Linked DNA regions of Mus musculus: region 1 is linked to region 2. The links are chromatin contacts, found by Hi-C or POLR2A ChIA-PET in ENCODE. All regions are on one chromosome and are shown on one strand. The core of a region is the stretch at or near the end of the contact, and the rest is flanking DNA. Distances in the headings are between cores, read along the strand shown.

Region 1 (4,767 bases), core at 976-3,475, 130 kb after region 2:
TTGGTTTTTGGTTGTTTTAGACACAAGGTTTCAGTGTGTACACTGTGTCCATAACTCCCATGTGTCCCAGGCTGGCCTTTGTTCTGTAGTCCTGTTAACCTCTCAAGTGCTGGTTTATAGGCTCATGTACTGCAGTGGGCTCTCAGCTTAGGTTTCACACATGTGACTTGCAGAGCAATAATCCCCCGAGTTTTGAGATTTTGGAAGAGCATGGTTCTAACCCCCCCCCCCCTGGTATTTTCCTACGTTGGACATCATCCTCTAAGATTTTCTCCACCTCCTGCCTCCCGTCTCCCGGTTTTCTATCCGGGACTCCCCTCCACAAATGGTTGATCCTCCTCAGCCAATACGAAAGTGGATTGCCATCTCTTCTGCTGATTTTTCTCTCCCTGAGCCAGCCACACAGTACTGGGCAATATTATGGAGTTTGCACTAATAAGGTAGGACCTGAATATTAAAACTGGGTGTAGTGGCAGGCGCCTGCAATCCCATTGGAAGACTGAGGCATGACATTTACTCCAAGTTCAAGGGAAGACCCTCGCTGAACAGAGCAAACAACATTAATAGCTGTTCCTAAAGTCTTGAGATTACCCCACAGGAAAGGTTTCCGTAGTGACAACTTCCTTGGCCCATGCTTGTTGAAGAGGGTAGTTTGTCAAGGGACACTAGAGCAGTGGTATTTGTATTGGAGCTGTAGAGTTAAGTTAATTTGAAGATAACCAGTGCATATATAATATGAAGCATAGAACACGTTTCTGCTGACAAGGTTTCTTTGAAGTGCTGTGCATTTTATTTCAAACTAGATTTTAAAAACATCGACTGATGCTGGTTTGCATACTAAGGATTGGTCACCTGGCGTGCTATTGCATCTACTCTGGTAGTTTGATCGCCTCTTGCTTTAGTTTTTCCGTGGTGGGTTTTTGTCTGCCATTTTGGGGCCGTCCTGGGCAGCAGGTGAGTTTCTGTCTTGCCCATTTCTGGTAGTCTTGCTTCTTACTTCCTCCGTACTATACGCAGCCGAGGTAGGCCTCCGAACTGTACTCAGATGCCCCAGACTGACTGAAGCAGCCGCAGCGGGCTGCTCTCTCTTGCATTGTATTCAAGGGACCATTGCTGCTCGTCATCCCCCCGGGCTCTGCCAGGTCCAGTTTTCAGCAGTTCAGGTCCAGTTTTCTTCAGTTGCACATCTATTTCTACTTTCCAACACCAAATATGAAGCTTAAATTGCACTCGGTGCATCCGGTGATGGTGCCAGCTTGGCAGCCACTGGATCCTTGTAGATCTGGCGCGGTTGGCAGTGCCTCCTTGACTCAAGCCCTTTGTGCTCTGAGCTTCCACAGCACCTCTACCGATCTCTCTCCTCAGTCACAAAGCTCCTCTCATTTCCTTTCCTGTTCCTGCCTCTTCTTCCCCTCCCCTCCCCATCTTTCTTTTTCTATCTTCCCTCTTTTTTTTTCTTACTTTTTTTCTTTCAACTAACACTTGTTTCCTCTCTATATAAATTTCCTCTTTAAAAAGAGTGCCTAGCTGGGCGTGGTGGTGCACACCTTTAGTCCCAGCATCCAAGGCAAATCTCTGGGTTTGAGGCCAGCCTGGTCTACAGAGTGAGGTCCAGATCAGCCAGGGCTCCACAGAGAAATTTGGTCTGGGACTTGGGATTTGGTTCAGTAGTAAAGAGCTTGCCTAGCAAGTTTGGAGTTCTGGATTTAGTTCCTAACATTGTAATAAAATCGAAAAAGACGGAAAAAAAAGTCTTTTCTCTAGGGACTAAGGTGCTGGAAGGGGAGCCCCCAACCTAAGCCATAAGCAAGCTCTGCAGAGCTGAGCTCCACCCGGCTCTTCACAAAGCTTCTCCTGGTTCCTCTCTGGTGGGCTCCTCCCCTGCCCCCCTCAGTTCACTGTAATCAGATGTCAGGATACCTTTCACTTGCTTTCTCTGTCCCCTCTGCTCCCTTCCGACTCTAGCCTCCTGCCTGGTGCAGGGGGCCTGCTGCCTGCTCTCCCCAGCTAGGTTACCTTATGTGTCTCCAAAAGCCAAGTGTGTTAGGCTGTGAGTTCCAGCAACTCAGAGGGAAATCCCACAAAGACAAGCTCCCGTGACACCAGGGGCAGTGTGTGCCTGGGTACATTCCCTTGGCAGGGATAAAATCAGATGGAGCCAGATGCGTTGGGGAAGAATTTGTGATGCAAGAGGCAGCACATGATCACAGACAAGCTCCCTTGGCAGCACCTCGGGAGATTGGTCTCAGCAGCCAGCAAAGAATCCTGTCGTCATTGGAACCAAGTGTAAAATATGACTCAATTGACAGGCGTGAGATGCAGTTACCCTCCAGTGCTGGGGTAAAAATAGCCACCACTTTATAAAGCTTGCCATTTATTCTTGAGGCTGGGTTTGAACCCAGGGACCTGTGCATGCTTTATACGTGTTCTCACCCCCAGCCCATACACATACACTGTTATTTTTGCCAATATTATCACAAGTTCCTGAGACAATCAATTTATAAGGACTAAAATTTTATTATGACTTGCTGCTTTTGAAGGTTTGAGTCCATGACAAGTTGGACCTGTGGCTTCGGGTCTGTGGCTTCAGGGCTGGTCATGGCAGAAACCCCTGGCAGCGCAAAATTGCAAAAGTGCTCAGGGTAGGAAGAGACCGAACCACCACAATCCCCTTCAGAGGCAGGGATAACCTAAGGCCCTCCAGCTAGGTCCCACCCTCATAGTCAGGAAACAGAAAGAGAAAGAGACCAAATCCCTACAGTCCCTTTCAAAGGCAGGGTTGATAACCTAAGGACCACCGCTAGGCCCCACCTCTAAAAGGCTCCTTCTGTTAGACCACACTAGGGAATGGGCCTGTAACACATGTACCTTAGGAACACAGTTAAAACTCAAACCACAGCACACACTCTTGCATGAGCACTGCCCCTGGAAAACAGCAAATGACTAATAAGTTACAGGCACCAGAGCTATTATCTGGCTTAGATGCTCATGTCTGTAATTCCAGCACTTGGATATCTGAGGCAGGAAGATGGCTCTAAATTCAAGGCTATCTTGGGCTACCTAGTAAATCCCAGATTAGCCCAAGCTACAGAGCAAAATTCATCTCAAAAAAAGAAAAAACAATCAGAATATGATGTGTCTAGTGTAGAAGCCTCTCTCTCTCTCCTTCTCTCACAAAATAAAGCAAATAATATCTATATTTTATATGTGTTATATATCTTAAATATATGTTTTATTTGTAAACAATTCACATATGTAATAAGTGAAAAAGTTATGAAAATCTATTGTAAATAAATCTTAAATGTATTTACAATACAAAGTTAATGAAAAGTGTTTCTCTTTCTTCCCTGCTTTGTTTTCTTTCAGTTTTGGGACCTTGCACATAGCAGACAAACTACTGCAAAGCTGCACCCTAACCAGGGATCCTTTCCTTAGTATTGTACATCTATCCCCATCGGCCGGCCACTCCCTCAGGTACACTGCAAATCCAGAGCAGATTAGCAGCCAGCCCATGACCCCAGTAATTGAAAGGATGATAGGAGGATTGCTGTAAATTCAAGGCCAGCCTGGGCTACAAAAATAAATCAGTACAGATTAACAACTTAACAGCTGTTGAAGACATCTTCAGATATAATTTATTATAGACTGCTCAAATAGAATGCAGTGAATTATAGGAGATATGTAAGGCTAGAAGGGGAAACTAACTTTTTCTTTAAACTGGATGAAGGGCTGGAGGATGTTCTTATATGGCCTGAGAGTTCAGCTAAGATATTCCAGGTAGAGTCATGGGGTGGAGGGGAAGGGTGGCTTTCTGTTGTAAAGGACAGAGGGATAAATGTCATGTCATAGACCTCAGGCAGCGGGCCAACAACCGTTCCACTGCTGTGCCGGACGCCTGTGAAAACCCGAGGAGGAGATGTTATCTCGGCTCACGACTCAGCTCGGTCCATGGTGATTGGGAGGAACATCATGACAGTGGAGCATGTGACAGAGATGGTCACCTCATGGCAGCTGCGAAGCAGGGGGATAAGCAGGCTGGCATGTAGATCGGGTGCCAGGGTAACTTTCAAAGGCATGGCCAGCCCCAGTGTCTTGTGTCCCAAATTTTCCTCTGCCACTGGAAACCAAACAGTCAACCAACCACCAAAGAAGGTCCTTGTGAGCTGAACCAGAAATGTCCCCAGAGCCTCCCAGATCTGAACACTGGTCTCCATTTAGTGGCACAGTTTGGGAGGTTATAGAGCTTGTAGGAGGTGAAGCCTGGCTGGGGGAAGTTATGTCACGGGGGCGGGGGCAGCTTTGAGAGCACACACATAGCTCTGCCCCATGTTGAATCCACTCTCTCTGTTCTCAGTATGTGGTTAAGATGGTTCTCTGGCATCCTCCTACTCTGGCCAACTGCTTCCAACCCTCCCCCACCATCAAGGACCCCCCCCCCCCCATGGAAATGTAAGCCGAAATAAAGTCTTTGTTACTTGCTTTGGGTCATGATGCTTTACCACAGCAACACAAAGTAACAGAGTCCCGCAGAGCCCTGACGTCTTGAGACTTTGTTCCTCATCCTATGGCCATGGTAAACCATCGAGGACATTAACAGCCAGGCAGGCTTCTGTGGGAAGGTCAGAGGTTCTCCTGCTGTGTGACTGAGGAGATGTTGAATGGGACGTGGTATGGAAGGGACAAGGGTAATTCGGTGGCCAGCTAATAAGGGAGAAGAACTTGTGGGGCATTTGAAGATAAGGAAAAGACGGCTTCTTAGTTTCTGAT
Region 2 (4,744 bases), core at 944-3,443:
GTTTTTGAAAAGGATAATACACTCAGAAGAGAAATATCAGTAAGTAACTAGCTAAAGTGTACAATGATTATACCAAACAAGTTTAACAGAGACGGACATCGTAAAATTATTTACCCTACTGAACTAACTTCCTGTACATTTGCATAAGCCTCTCATATTTCACATTATCTCGACCTGACACGAGTTTAAGAGTGGACAGCCTGTAGCACCGAAGCTTAAGGAAACTGTTTAATCCATTCTTCAGGCTACTTCTAGTACTTTAGTGTCTACGAACACAAGAAGGGACAGTTCTAAAATCTCCTCTGACTTAAAAAAAAAAATCCTTTTTGACCGAAAGTCAATCAAAGGTTAAAATCTCCAACCTCTCCCAGCCTCTCTCTCGGATTCAATCTCACAGGCAAACCCTAACTCGAAAAAGAAGATAAACCCAGCGATATCATTAGAAAACTGTCCTTCTACCCCTCCTCCCCCAATAGATCCACAACTTTGGAAAACTTTGTTTCCAGGCTTTCTAAACCCCTACGCATAAGCTCTCGCGAACCTCTCTCGATCGGAACGAAGTGAGTCTTCCCCCGGAGGATCTTAATTTCCCCCCTTCTTTACTTTAGTTTTAGTCTTCCCCACTGATAAACCTTTCCCAAAAGATGTGGTCGAAAAGCAAAGGCAGGATCTACGGTACCTGGGCGTTGGCTTCGTGGAGTTTGTGTTCGGTGGAGACGTGGTGCCTTAGGAGCAGGGTTTTCTTGTAGTTGCGGGTCCCTCGCGAAAGCTCATCATGCCCCACCTGGGTAAGGTCCACGCCGCCCCCATCCTCGGGGATCTTTTGGCACCATCCGCAGAACATAAGGCCGGTATCCTTGGAGTACCGCAGCCAAGGGAAGTCCTTGAGCCAAGAGGTCTGGAAGGAGCACTGGAGCTTCTGCAAGAGGGACTTGGGCCTCGCGAGCGGGAAGTGCTGGACAGTCTCTCCTTCGCCAGCTCCCACACCGCTGCCCTCCGCTTCGTCCCCACCATCGCCGCCCGACCGCCTGCTGCTGCTGCAGCTGCCGCCTTCCGCCCCACTGCCATCGCCCGGGCTCGCCCCCTCCTCCTCGGTGCTGTAGCTCAGGGACGCCCCGTCCTGCATCCACTCCTTCCCCTCCAGCGCGTCCAGCTCCGGATCCACGGCCGCCGGCCCTCGCCCATTGAAATGCCTGAGGGGCCACGCCGAGGTCTCCGGGCGGCCGCGGCTGCTGCCATTGTTGCCGAGACCCCCGCCGCCTCCCCCGCGGAAGGCCAGAGTCCGACGGTTCCTTTCCGCTAGCAGGGGGCCCCCCGCGCCGCCGCCCAGCAAGGAGGGGCCGCCCGTGTCCTGAGGGAGCAGCAGCAACTCCTTGACGTCCTCGGCGGCGGCCGCGCCGGCGGCGGCCTCCGAGTCCTGGGGCTCCAGGCCCTCCAATTCCATTTCCTCGTCGGCCCCGCGCCCATTCGGCTGCTGCGGCGCGGGCGGCGCGGGCAGTCGCGGTTGCGGCTGCGGAGGCCAAGAAGAGGCCTCCCCGCCAGCGTTATTGTTCGTGGGGCCGCCGCCGCCGGTGACCAACCCGCCTCCTCGGAACGCCAGCGTCCTGCGGTTCATCTCACTGAACGACATGGCGCGCGCCGCGGTCACCGCCGCCGCCGCCGCCGCCCGGTGCCTCGGCTCGCGCCCGGGCTCCGGCCGCGTCCCGCGCGCTCGCCGCGGCTCCCCCAACGCTTCGCCCCCGCCCCCGCCCCCGGCGCTGCGCTGCGCCGCTCTGCGCTGCGCTCCCGCCGGCCCGGCCTCACCCTCCCGCCGGCTCGCGCTCGCTCCCGGGCCGCCGCACGCGTCTACTGCCGCCGCCGTCCCAGCCGCGTCCTCTCCACCCGCGCCCCGCCGCGCTCCGGGCAGCGTCCCGCGCGGAGCGGTGGGCGGGCAGCGGAGCGGCGAGCCGGGCGCGTGCGGCCTTCGAAGTTGAGGAGGAGTGCGGTTGCCCCTCCGCTGCCCCGCTTCAGCGCTGCGCGCACACACCGGCCCGCCAACAGATCTCCGTCCTCGGGGGGAGTCGTGTCGCCGCCGCCGGCTGCCGAGGCGCGGACGCGAGAGGCGCGCTAAGCCGCCAGGCTCCGCCACATAGCGAGCCGACAATAAAGCCGGCGGAGCGTTTCCGTCCGACCAGGCCCTGGCGGAGGTCGAATGGCAAATGAACAACGGACCGTGCGCCCACAATGCACCGGGGTAGCAGTAACCGCTGGAGGGGGAGAGGGTGGGGGCCGGCCGGGGGAGGGGGCGGGCTGGGCCGGGCTGGGCTGGGCCGGGGGCGCCCGGGGACCGGGAAAGGGGCCGGCCGCTCGGGCCCGCGGGCGGGGGTGCGGCCACGGGAAGGAAGCGGGCGGGGCACGGGCTGGGGTCTCGGGGCGGGGCCGGCTCGGCCAGGACAAACAGCTGGCGGGTGTCAGGGGCCGGCTCGCCGCGGCGCGCCCGTGCGCACGGTCCCCGGCTCTCGCCACGACTTCACCTGGGACTCCAGGAGTAAGTGCGGTGGGAGCGCGCCCGGCCCTGTCATCTGCCGGGGGAGGGGTGGGTGGCCGTGCCCGAGGAAGTGAACTTATTTTGTTCCTGCACAAAAGACTGGACCAGGCGGTGCCTCCCTCGCGAGGACACCTCCTTGGGCTCCTTGTGTACGCCGGGCAGCACCTCTGGCCCCGGGCGACGATCGTTTCGCAGAAAATGCACCGCCCCGAGTGTCTTATTGCTGTGATGAAATGGAAATTTAAATAAAAGGTCGAACACGTGCGTTCAGTGGGAAGTATTGACATGGGTGTTACATCACCAGCAGCCAATCAGATATCTCCAGTCGTGTTTATACTTCTACAACCACCTTGTGAGTATTACAGTATGTCATAGCGTTATAAATATTAGGCAGGGTTTTCCCCATGAACGGGGAGGAGTCAGCTGCTGCGGGCGCCGCGTGCGGCCGCGAAGGGAGTGCAGCTCCGAAGACAGGGTGTGTAGATGAGAATTAATTTTTAGGATTTTGAGAAAAGCTCTTGGCATCGCGTATGGAATTTAGAGTGATTACATCGGTCTAAGCTGGAAATGAACCTCCCTAAGTTATATTAGTTTACTTTTTTGTTTTTGTTTTTCAGAAAGAGGCCTTGCCAATTAAGAACCCTTAAACTCACCCTCCCCATTAACTATGCTCTATTTGGAAAACATTAGCACGTTTACACTCATTAATTCACAAAGTGAGGTCGATTTATCTGTTATTTATTGGGAGCGATTTTTGAAACAGGGTCAAGGCCAGCCTAGTCTACATTTTAGGTCAGCCAGGGATACACACAAAGATCCTGCCTCAGTATCTCGAGTTCTGGTATTACAGGTGTGAACCACCATGTTGCACAAGCTTAATTTAAAAATTCGTATGTTTGAGCCTATTTCAGGCTTTCTTTCCTGTTTTTTTTCCCCCTGCCTTTCTTAATTTTTTGTTTTGTTTTGTTTTGTTTTTGTTTTTCGAGTCAGGGTTTCTCTGTGTAGCCCTGGCTGTCTTGGAACTCACTCTGTAGACCAGGCTGGCCTCGAACTCAGAAATCCACCTGCCTCTGCCTCCCAAGTGCTGGGATTAAAGGCGTGTGCCACCACACCCGGCTAATTTTCTTTCTTTCTTTCTTTCTTTCTTTCTTTCTTTCTTTCTTTCTTTCTTTCTTTCTTTCTTTCTTTTTTTTTTTTTAAGACTATGTAGCCCTAGCTGTCCTGGAACTCACTAGGCAAGAGTGGCTTTGAACCCACAGACATCCACCCACCTGGAGTTTCCCTTTTGGGGTGGGAGTGGAGTGAAGAGAGCAGTTGATAAATGGTGGTCTCTCATCTTTCAAGTTTTAAAATTCAGATTGATGGCTGTTGTGTCTGAGGACTCAAGAGTTAAGTTCCCAGAGCCTGTGTATGGCGACTGCCTGTGTAAGTGTATGGAGGCTCAGAGCCTGTAATAGCAGCAACAGGGGATTTGCTCAGGTACCAGGCACACATGGTGCACAGACAGACATACCTGCAGGAACAATGCCCATGCACACAAGTTTTTAAAGCACATTTTCTCAGTGTTATAAATTAATATTTGCTAACACTTTTTTTTGAGACAGCATTATTATGTAGCCTGCTGGCCTTGAACTCTCCAGCCTGGGTCTGTCACCATGCCCAACTTACCTCAATGGAACTTTTGATTTGTTTATACAGGTCTCACTCTATGTCCCTGGTTGTCCTAGAAAGCACTGTATAGATGAGGCTACCTGTAATTCACAGCAATCCTGCCTTAGTCCAGGCTAGGATTAAAGGTGAGAGCCCCATGCCCAGTTTCCTTAACACTTCTGATTGAACTAAGCCCAAGACGAGTGTTGAGCTGTGTCGATTTAGATTTTTCAAAGCCACTTTGACTTAATTCGCCTTAATTTTGGTACCTGGTGTAATGAAGTTTTGTATATGAAATAAAATTGATGAATTCTAAAGTGAGTTTGAGTTTACTTGTGTAAACTTGTCACCTATGACAACATAATTTCGGTGAGCTGACTGAGGGGACTTCCATGCCACCAAAAGCTTTGACTTGGGGTGTCTTCCTATCATCTACCCGTACTGCCACCTGCCATCAGGTGCCGTAGGCCCTGTACTTGGATAAAGGCCCTCAGAGTGAGTTGGTGAGTTCTGGTTGGTGATTTTTCAGACAGTTCTGTGCCATACACCTTGGAGGAAGAAGGAAAA

Evidence for each region. Hi-C counts contacts between places; a loop is a spot of excess contacts on that map. ChIA-PET counts read pairs that join two places held with the same protein, here RNA polymerase II (POLR2A).
Region 1: a map of heart shows a loop between it and region 2 (2.1-fold over the local background). The contact joins the enhancer-like site here to the promoter of Zbtb10 in region 2. A Hi-C loop is called at or near these places in 1 of 37 maps with a recorded cell type or tissue (heart). POLR2A ChIA-PET finds 5 or more read pairs at or near these places in 1 of 5 experiments (Patski).

The regions. Positions count from the first base shown.
Region 1 is chr3:9,120,734-9,125,500 of GRCm38, reverse strand. No RefSeq gene overlaps it. Among named protein-coding and RNA genes, the nearest start is that of Gm41996, 52 kb to the left of the region's middle. Within about 2 kb of position 2,225, at least 1 of the 3 ENCODE cell types and tissues checked has a DNase peak (open chromatin) inside an H3K27ac peak, as active enhancers do; it is heart, where a contact is called at or near this core.
Region 2 is chr3:9,248,016-9,252,759 of GRCm38, reverse strand. It overlaps Zbtb10 (zinc finger and BTB domain containing 10), which reads right to left and starts at 2,193. Exons shown (of 6, transcript NM_177660.3): 1 at 680-2,193. The coding sequence starts at 1,630.